2 separate regions of the Homo sapiens genome follow, and region 1 is linked to region 2. Evidence: read pairs that join two places in POLR2A ChIA-PET (ENCODE). Cell type or tissue: Caco-2. All regions are shown on one strand. Each heading gives the region's core, and the rest is flanking DNA. Links, peaks and the distances in the headings are about the cores only.

Region 1 (4,376 bases), core at 97-4,096, 100 kb after region 2:
TCTGCAGAGAGAGAACCGTAGGTGCAGGCAGGGTGCGGTGGTTCACGCCTGTAATCCCAGCACTTTGGGAGGCTGAGGCGGGCGTATCACCGGAGGTCTGGAGTTTGAGACCAGCCTGGCCAACATGGTGAAACCCTGTCTCTACTAAAAATACAAAAATTAGCCAGGCTTGGTGTCGGGCATCTGTAATCCCAGCTACTCGGGAGGCTGAGGCAGGAGAATCGCTTGAACCCGGGAGGTGGAGGTTGCAGTGAGCTGAGATCACTCCATTGCACTCCAGCCTGAGTGATAAGAATGAAACTCCCTCTCAAAGAGGAAGGAAGGGAGGGAGGGAGGGAGGAAGGAAGGAAGGAAGGGAGGGAGGAAGCAAGGAAGGAAAAAAAAGAGAGAGAGAGAGAGAGAGAAAACTGTAGGTGCAAAGGCCCGGGCCTAAGCAAGGGCCTGCAGGTTTGGGAAAACCCACATGGGATAAAGCTGACTCTTGGGCCAGCCGGAGGAGCAGGAGGAATCAAAGAGCCGGCGCTCTATCCTGGGGTGCTGGGGATCGACAGAGGGCTGTGTGTGGTGAAAAGCAGGTGAGGCAAAGGGAAGGGGAGAGACTAGAGCCAGGGAGGCTGGGAGGAGGCTGTGGGGACGAGGAGGAGAAGACTGAGAAGAGTCTGGGGCAGGAATGAAGGTGGAGGTGAGGTGTAAGGAGGAAGGAGAGGTAAAGGGGTCCCTGGGGACCTGCTCCCCCAGGAGCAGGCCAGTGAGGGCCATCCAGAGATGGGGACCTGGGGAAGGAGTGGGGTGTGGTCGAGGAGAGAGACTCCGAGGTGAGGAAACTGAGATCAAAAAGGTAGAGTGGGCCGGGTGCGGTGGTTCACGCCTGTAATCCCAGCACTTTGGGAGCCTGAGGAGGGTGGATCACTTGAGGTCAGGAGTTCGAGACCAGCCTGGCCAACATGGTGAAACCCCATCTTTACTAAAAATACAAAAATTAGCCAGGCGTGGTGGCGCATGCCTGTAATCCTGGCTACTCAGGAGGCTGAGGCAGGACTCCCGCCTGGGCGACAGAGCGAGACTCCGTCTCAAAACAAACAAACAAACAAAAACAACAAAAAAGGGTGGAGGCAGCAGTTTGGTTCTGCTGGGGGTTGGGGCAGGATGAAGAGGAAGGGGCTGCCTTCCCAACTCAGCCACCTCCTCACTCCACAGGAGCCTGCAGCACCCCAATGTCCTCCAGTGCCTGGGTCTGTGCGTGGAGACGCTGCCGTTTCTGCTGATTATGGAGTTCTGTCAACTGGTGAGGGTCTTGGGGGGTTGGGGAAGGGCAGAGGGGGCAGCTGGACAAGGCCGGGGCCAAGCCTGGTGCCCCTGGGCTTCGTCGTCATCATCATCATCATCGTAGATGATGTGTGGCATGCGCTAACATTTCATGAGTGCTGCCTGTCCTGGGGGCTGGCCTGAACAAGCAGGCAAGATGGGCTGTGTTATTACCTGCTGCAAGCAGCAGAGGAAACTAAGGCTCAGAGGGGCTACCCAGTGACAGCAGAAGCCATTCCAGCCTCCGGGCCGACTAGCTGGAGACCTGAGCGGCTGGTGGTGCTGACCTTCTTTGCCTCCCTCCCAGGGGGACCTGAAGCGTTACCTCCGAGCCCAGCGGCCCCCCGAGGGCCTGTCCCCTGAGCTACCCCCTCGAGACCTGCGGACGCTGCAGAGGATGGGCCTGGAGATCGCCCGCGGGCTGGCGCACCTGCATTCCCACAACTACGTGCACAGGTGGGCGGGCCGGGGAGCCGCGGGAGGAGCTACTAAGGGGAAGGGGGAAGGAGGTGAGGCCTCAGGGGAGGGGCTAGAGGGGGGGCGGACCCATGACTGGCTGACACAAAATAGGGACGAACCGAGGAGGGTATGGAGGAGAAGGGGCCAGGAGAGGAGGCGGGACCAGGAGGGGAATGAGAGGAACCAAGTGAGAGGGAGGCGGGGTCAGGTGATGAGGGGAAGGGCCAGGAGAGGAAAAGGGGTCAGGAGAGGAGGAGGAGGAACCAGGGGAGGGGGAGGGGTCAGGGGAGGAGGAGGAAGAACCAGGATAAGGGGAGGAGCCAGGAGAGGGGGAGGAGGAGCCAGGAGAGGGGGAGGAGGAGCCAGGGGAGGGGAGGGGCCAGGAGAGAAGGAGGAGGAGCCAGGATAGGGGAGGGTCCAGGAGAGAAGGAGGAGCCAGGAGAGGGAAGAGGAGCCAGGGGAGGGGGGCAGGGGAGGGGGAGGAGTCAGGAGAGGAGGAGGGTCCAGGAGAGGAACGGAAGGAGCCAGGTGAGGGGGAAGCAGGGTCACGTGATGAGGAGAGGTGGCTGGGAGAGGAGGGGGAGGAGTCAACAGAGAAGCAGGAGAAGCCAGAAGGGTCAGATGAATAAGAGGAGGAGCCAGTGCAGAGGAAAAGGAGAGGAGACTTGGAGGAACCAGGGGTGGGGAGAAGACAAGACAGCAGGGGAGAGTGAAAGCAGTCAGAGGGGAGAGACAGATCAGAGGGAAGGGGCAGAGTCAGTGTGGCGGGGCAGGGTCATGGGAGGGGTGGAGTCAGTGTGAAAGGGCGGGGTCAGGGCGTGGCTGGAGGGCTGCCCCTGCGCTCACCTCCTCGCGTTCTTCCCGCAGCGACCTGGCCCTGCGCAACTGCCTGCTGACCTCTGACCTGACCGTGCGCATCGGAGACTACGGGCTGGCCCACAGCAACTACAAGGTAGGGCTTCCTTCCGTCGGGATGGGGGCTGTGGGGTGCCCTGACCCGCCTGACACCGCCCTGGTTCCCTCAGGAGGACTACTACCTGACCCCAGAGCGCCTGTGGATCCCACTGCGCTGGGCGGCGCCCGAGCTCCTCGGGGAGCTCCACGGGACCTTCATGGTGGTGGACCAGAGCCGCGAGAGCAACATCTGGTGAGGACCACGGGCCGCGGGGGCCGAGGCAGGCCAGGAAGGTGGAAGGGTTACTAGATGCCACCGGTTCTACAGATGGGGAAAATGAGGCCCGGGTGGGTCAGGGCTGGGCTCTGACCTCTCTCTGCTCTCTGCAGGTCCCTGGGGGTGACCCTGTGGGAGCTGTTTGAGTTTGGGGCCCAGCCCTACCGCCACCTGTCAGACGAGGAGGTCCTCGCCTTCGTGGTCCGCCAGCAGCATGTGAAGCTGGCCCGGCCGAGGCTCAAGCTGCCTTACGCGGACTACTGGTGAGGGCTAGCCCACCCGGGGCTCCTGGCCTGCCGCACCCCACCCAGGATGGTCCCAGCATCCCCCCTCGTTTCCCACATCACCCACATCCCGTTTGCCCTCCATACCCCTCAAGAGTGAAGAGGGGCTGTCCCCACCCTTTCTGCCAGCATCTGCTACTTGCAGGGGGACACAGGCAGGGGATGGCAGAGCTGTGATTTGAACCCACTTCACCCTAAGAGGTCCCTGCTTCTTACCTGTCTGATTCCAGAGCTCACAGCGCAAACAGGGACACCACTACCCTCACCAGCCGTTCCCATCTGCTGCTGTGTCCCCTCTGCCTCCAGGTCCCGTCAGCCTCTCTCTATGGGCATCTTCCCCCCACCCCTGCTTCTTTGGGTCTCAATACCCAGCTCCCCAGCCCAGTTACCTCCTCTGAATCTCTACCGTCTGCTGTCCCCTCTTCTCCCTGGATCTCTGCCCCACTTTTTGGGTCTATGTTTCCCTCTCTCTCTAGGTCTCTGTCCCCCTCTCTCTGGGTCTCTGTCCCTCTCTCTCTGGGTCTCTGTCCCTCTCTCTCTTTCTTTTTTTTTGGCAGATTTTTGCTTTTGTTGCCCAGGCTGGAGTGCGATGGCACGATCTTGGCTCACTGCAACCTCCGCCTCCCGGGTTCAAGCGGTTCTCCTGCCTCAGCCTCCCAGGTAGCTGGGATTACAGGCAGGTGCCACCACGCTAGGCTAATTTTTTGTATTTTTAGTAGAAACGGGGTTTCACCATGTTAGCCAGGCTGGTCTTGAACTCCTGACCTCAGGTGATCCACCGGCCTCAGCCTCCCAAAGTGCTGGGATTACAGGCGTGAGCCACCACGCCTGGATCTCTGTCCCTCTCTCTCTGGGTCTCTGTCCCTCTGTCTCTGGATCTCTGTCCCTCTGTCTCTGGGTCTCTGTCCCCCTCTCTCTGGGTCTCTGTCCCCCTCTCTCTGGGTCTCTGTTACCCTCTGGGTCTCTGTCCCCCTCTCTCTGGTTGTCTGTCCCCTCCCTGGGTCTCTTTCCCCTCCCTGGGTCTCTGCCCTGCTCACTCTGCCCCACCTCTCCCCAGGTATGACATTCTTCAGTCCTGCTGGCGGCCACCTGCCCAGCGCCCTTCAGCCTCTGATCTCCAATTGCAGCTCACCTACTTGCTCTCCGAGCGGCCTCCC
Region 2 (4,376 bases), core at 280-4,279:
CGGTGAGCTCACAGAAGACGCAGTCCTTGACGCCCGTCGTGCCTGGGGGCAGAGCCATCACCAGAAGCAGCAGCCAGCACAGGACCATGGCGGCCTGGCGGCGTTGACCCTGCCCCAGCCAGGCCGTGGGCTTCCCAGACCTCCCGGAACCGCTGAATGAAGGACCTCTGAGGACTCCTCTTGCCCACGGGACTTTGGCCCTGGTCCTGGCCTCCCAGGGTCAGCGCCTGGAGTGTCCTCTGTTCCCAACGCCCTGCGTCCCTCTAAGTCCTGGGGATGGAGGTGAGCGGGTGGCTGCTGCCCAACAAGAGTCTGTGAATGGAATGAGTGATCTCACAGATCCCTCAGGGTTCCCACTGGCCGCTCTGGGGATGAGGTCATAGGTGAGAGGAGTGGGTGTCACAATCCAAGGGGTGGCCTGCCCCGCCGACCTGCCGGGGCGCAAGAGGGCTCTGCCATCCCTGCCAAGGTGAAGACGCCCTGAACCCAGAGGACGCTGGCCACAAGCTTGTCCGCATTCTCTGTGCTGTACACCCGCCAAGGGCTTGACTTCAGCCTCACACCTCCCATAGTGACCCCATATTCCAGATGGGTAAACTAAGGCTGGGGAAAGTGATGTATCCAGGGTCCCCGAGCCAGGATGAGAGCCAGGTTCATTGAATTCCAAAGAGGCTGGGAAAGAAGAGGGTGTATTAACTGAGCACTTGCTGTGTGCCAGGATTCATGCTCAGTGCTTGCTTGCTTTTATTTTTTTGAGACGGAGTCTCTCACTCTGTCACCCAGGCTGGAGTGCAGTGGCGTGATCTCAGCTCACTGCAGCTTCTGCTTCCCAGCTTCAAGCGATTCTCGTAACTCAGCCTCCCGAGTGGCTGGGACTGCAGGCGCATGCAACCACATCTGGCTAATTTTTGTATTTTTAGTAGAGACAGGGTTTCACCATGTAGGCCAGGCTGGTTGCGAACTCTTGAGCTCAAGTGATCTGCCCGCCTCGACCTCCCAAAGTGCTGGGATTACAGACGTGAGCCACCACACCACGCCTGGCACTTGGTGCTTTCAATAACAACTACTGTGATGACAGGAAGTGTTAGGGCACCGGCCCCCACAGCTCACAGGCTCTCAGGGCCAGCTACGTGCAGGGGGCTTGATTCAAATTCAGTCATTTGAATATTCCTATGTTGTATTTATTTCTTAATTTTATTTTTTATTTTAAAAAATTGGCCGGGCGCAGTGGCTCACGCCTGTAATCCCAGCACTTTGGGAGGCCGAGGCGGGTGGATCACCTGAGCTCAGGAGTTCAAGACCAGCATGGCCAACGTGGTAAAACCCCATCTCTACTAAAAATACAAAAATTTGCTGGGCATGGTGGTGTGCACCTGTAATCCCAGCTACTTGGGAGGCTTGAACCTGGGAGGTGGAGGTTGCAGTGAGCCAATATTGTGCCACTGCACTTGAGCCTAGGCAATAGAGCAAGACTCCATCTCAAAAAAAAAAAAAAATAGGATCTTGCTCTGTTGCCTAGACTGGAGTGCAGTGGCGCGATCTTGGCTCACTGCAGCCTCAACTTCCCAGGCTCAAGTGATTCTCCTCCCTGAGCCTCCAGAGTAGCTGGGACTATAGGCGTGCACCACCATGCCCGGCTAATTTTGTAAAATTTTTTATAGAGATGGGGTCTTGCTATGTTGCCCAGGCTGGTCTCAAACTCCTAGCCTCAAGTGATCCTCCTGCCTCGGCCTCCCAAAGTGCTGGGATTACAGGCATGAGCCACTGCACACGGCCTTCCTAGGTTTTTGCTCCAGATTGCAGATGAGCACTGCAGGGAGCAGCAACGTGGAGAGCTTGGTGCACAGCCAGGACTGACTAAATGGCAGTCATTCTAGGAAGCAGCTGGGTCTTAAAACAATCCCTGTTAGTGTCCGGAAGTGAATTCCGTCTCTTTCCAAAGGGGAAAACTGAGGCATTGAGGTGTTCCTAAGTGGGGACCAGGCAGAGCCTGGGTTTAAACTCCAGTCTGATTCCAGATAAGTTTTTTTTTTTTTTTTTTTTTTTTGAGTCAGAGTCTCGCTCTGTCGCCCAGGTTGGAGTGCAGTGGTGTGATTTCAGCTCACTGCAACCTCCACCTCCCGGGTTCAAGCAATTCTCCTGCCTCAGCCTCCTGAGTAGCTGGAATTACAGGCATGTGCCACCATACCCAGCTAATTTCTGTATTTTTAGTAGAGATGGGGTTTCACCATGTTGGTCAGGCTGATCTCAAACTCCTGACCTCATGATCTGCCCGCCTCAGCCTCCCAAAGTGCTGGGATTACAGGAGTGAGCCACCGCATCTGGCTTTTTTTTTTTTGGGAGGGGGGCGAGGGGGACAGGGTCTTGCTTTGCTGCCCAGGCTGGAATGCAGTGGTATTATCACGGCTCACTGCAGCCTCAATTTCCCAGGCTCAGCCGGGCACGGGTGGCTCACACCTGTAATCCCAGCACTTTGGGAGGCCGAGGCGGGTGGATCACCTGAGGTCAGGGGTTCGAGACCAGCCTGGCCAATGTGGTGAAACCCCATCTCTACTAAAAATACAAAAAATTAGCCGGGCATGGCGGCAGGTGCCTGTAATCCCAACTACTCAGGAGGCTGAGGCAGGAGAATTGCTTGAAGCCAGGAGGCAGAGGTTGCAGTGAGCCGAGATCATGCCACTACACTCCAGCCTGGGCAAAAAGAGCGAAACTCCGTCTCACAAAAAAAAAAAAAAAAAAAAAAATCCCAGGGTCAAGGGATCCTCCCGCCTCAGTCTCCCAAGTGGCTGGGAGTACAGGTGTGCGCCACCACACCTGGCTAGTTTTTTTGATTTTTTGTAGAGATAGGGTCTCACCATGTTGCCCAGGCTGGTCTGAAACTCCTGGGCTCAAGCAACCCTCCTGCCTCAGCCTCCCAAAGTGTGAGTCACCACACCTGGCCCTGATTATATAAGTGTCTTAACTTGGGCTGTCTTCACTCCACCCCTCCCGAGTAGGTACTTCAGTTGTGCCCATTCTACAGACAGGGAAGCTGAGGCTGGAGAGGTCAGGACTCGCCTGAGGTCCTACGGTCTCCCCTGGGACCTGGCTGAGGATGGGGGCCGGGCTGGGCCCTCAGGGTTGGAGACTCTGACCCCCTACTCCCCGACCCCCAGCTTCACGTGGAGTGACGCACGCCTGCACCGAGGCCTGGTGACCCTGCTGACTGGTGAAATTGTTGACGCCTTCAGCCTTGAGTTCCGGACGCTGTACGCGGCCTCCTGCCCGCTCCCACCTGCGCCCCCCCAGAAACCCTCGGTCATAGGTGGCCTGCAGCGGGGCCGCAGCCCGCACCGCGTGTCCCGCCGCCGCTCCGTGGCCCCCGCGTCGCCTCCGCCGCCTGACGGCCCGCTGGCCCACCGCCTGGCCGCCTGCCGCGTCTCCCCTGCTACCCCGGGGCCGGCACTCAGTGACATTCTAAGGAGTGTGCAGCGCGCCCGGACCCCCAGCGGCCCCCCGGCCCGGCCCAGCCGCTCCATGTGGGACCTAAGCCGCCTGTCCCAGCTGTCTGGCTCCAGTGATGGGGACAACGAGGTGAGACCTTGTGGCTGGTGCCAGAAGATGGAGCCCAGGAAGGGGAAGGCGTTTGCCCAGGGTGGTGCAAGCCAGGCTCCAGGGGCCCTGCTCCCAGCCAGAGCAGGCGTTTCCTGAGGGCCTGCACCCCTAAATTCATAATGGCATCGTTTGTTCATTTCCTGCACGCCTGCTGCATTTTGGGCAGGTGGGCGCTGGGTGGCATGGGGCAGAGACAGGAGAGCCCTGGGTGCAAATCCTGGCATGACAGACTAGGTGGGGGGAAGCCGAGGACTTGAATTCTCTGAACCTCGGTATCCTCATCTAGGAAGGAGCAGAGCAAGGGCACTCATTCCGAGTTTGGTTGGGGGAGGAATCCACTTGGCTAAATGAAATAGAGTAGTAATGACAACAACAATACATTCCTGAAACAGGGAGATCGAGACCAGCCTGGCCAGCATAGTGAAACCCTATCTCTACTAAAAATACAAAAAAATTCGCTGGGTGTGTTGGTGCACACCTGTAGTCCCAGCTACTCCGGAGGCTTAGGCAGGAGAATCGTTTGAGCCAGGGAGGCGGCGGTTGCAGTGAGCTGAGATCGTTCCACTGCACTCTAGCCTGGGTGACAGAGCAAGGCTGTCTCAAAATAATAATAATAATAATAATAATAATAATAATAATAATAATAAACAATAAATAAATACATTCCTGAAGTGGAATTTATTTATTTTGTGACATCCTCATCCCAGGCCAAAGAAAGCTATATATATATATATATATATATATATATATATATATATATATATATATTTTTTTTTTTTTTT

What was found. ChIA-PET counts read pairs that join two places held together with the same protein. Peaks named below come from ENCODE experiments on the same cell type or tissue, not always from the same donor. Only the 100,000 strongest peaks of a DNase experiment are listed, where the experiment ranks them.
Region 1: POLR2A ChIA-PET joins it to region 2 with 5 read pairs; 27 of 35 experiments call an interaction of 5 or more read pairs at or near these places.

The regions. Positions count from the first base shown.
Region 1 is chr19:48,499,818-48,504,193 of GRCh38, reverse strand. LMTK3 (lemur tyrosine kinase 3) reads left to right here. Exons shown (of 15, transcript NM_001388485.1): 6 at 1,198-1,285; 7 at 1,613-1,761; 8 at 2,632-2,716; 9 at 2,790-2,911; 10 at 3,049-3,198; 11 at 4,277-4,376. Among named protein-coding and RNA genes, the nearest start is that of LMTK3, 9.8 kb to the left of the region's middle. RefSeq lists silencers at 1,758-2,287, 2,518-2,627. In Caco-2, for the core only: no CTCF peak of the experiment used is centred there; DNase peaks (open chromatin) are centred at 1,913 and 2,273; H3K4me3 peaks cover 1,965 bases.
Region 2 is chr19:48,602,691-48,607,066 of GRCh38, reverse strand. It overlaps FAM83E (family with sequence similarity 83 member E), which reads left to right. Exons shown (of 7, transcript NM_017708.4): 6 at 3,156-3,573. It overlaps SPACA4 (sperm acrosome associated 4), which reads right to left and starts at 325. Exons shown (of 1, transcript NM_133498.3): 1 at 1-325. The coding sequence starts at 88. In Caco-2, for the core only: no CTCF peak of the experiment used is centred there; no DNase peak of the experiment used is centred there.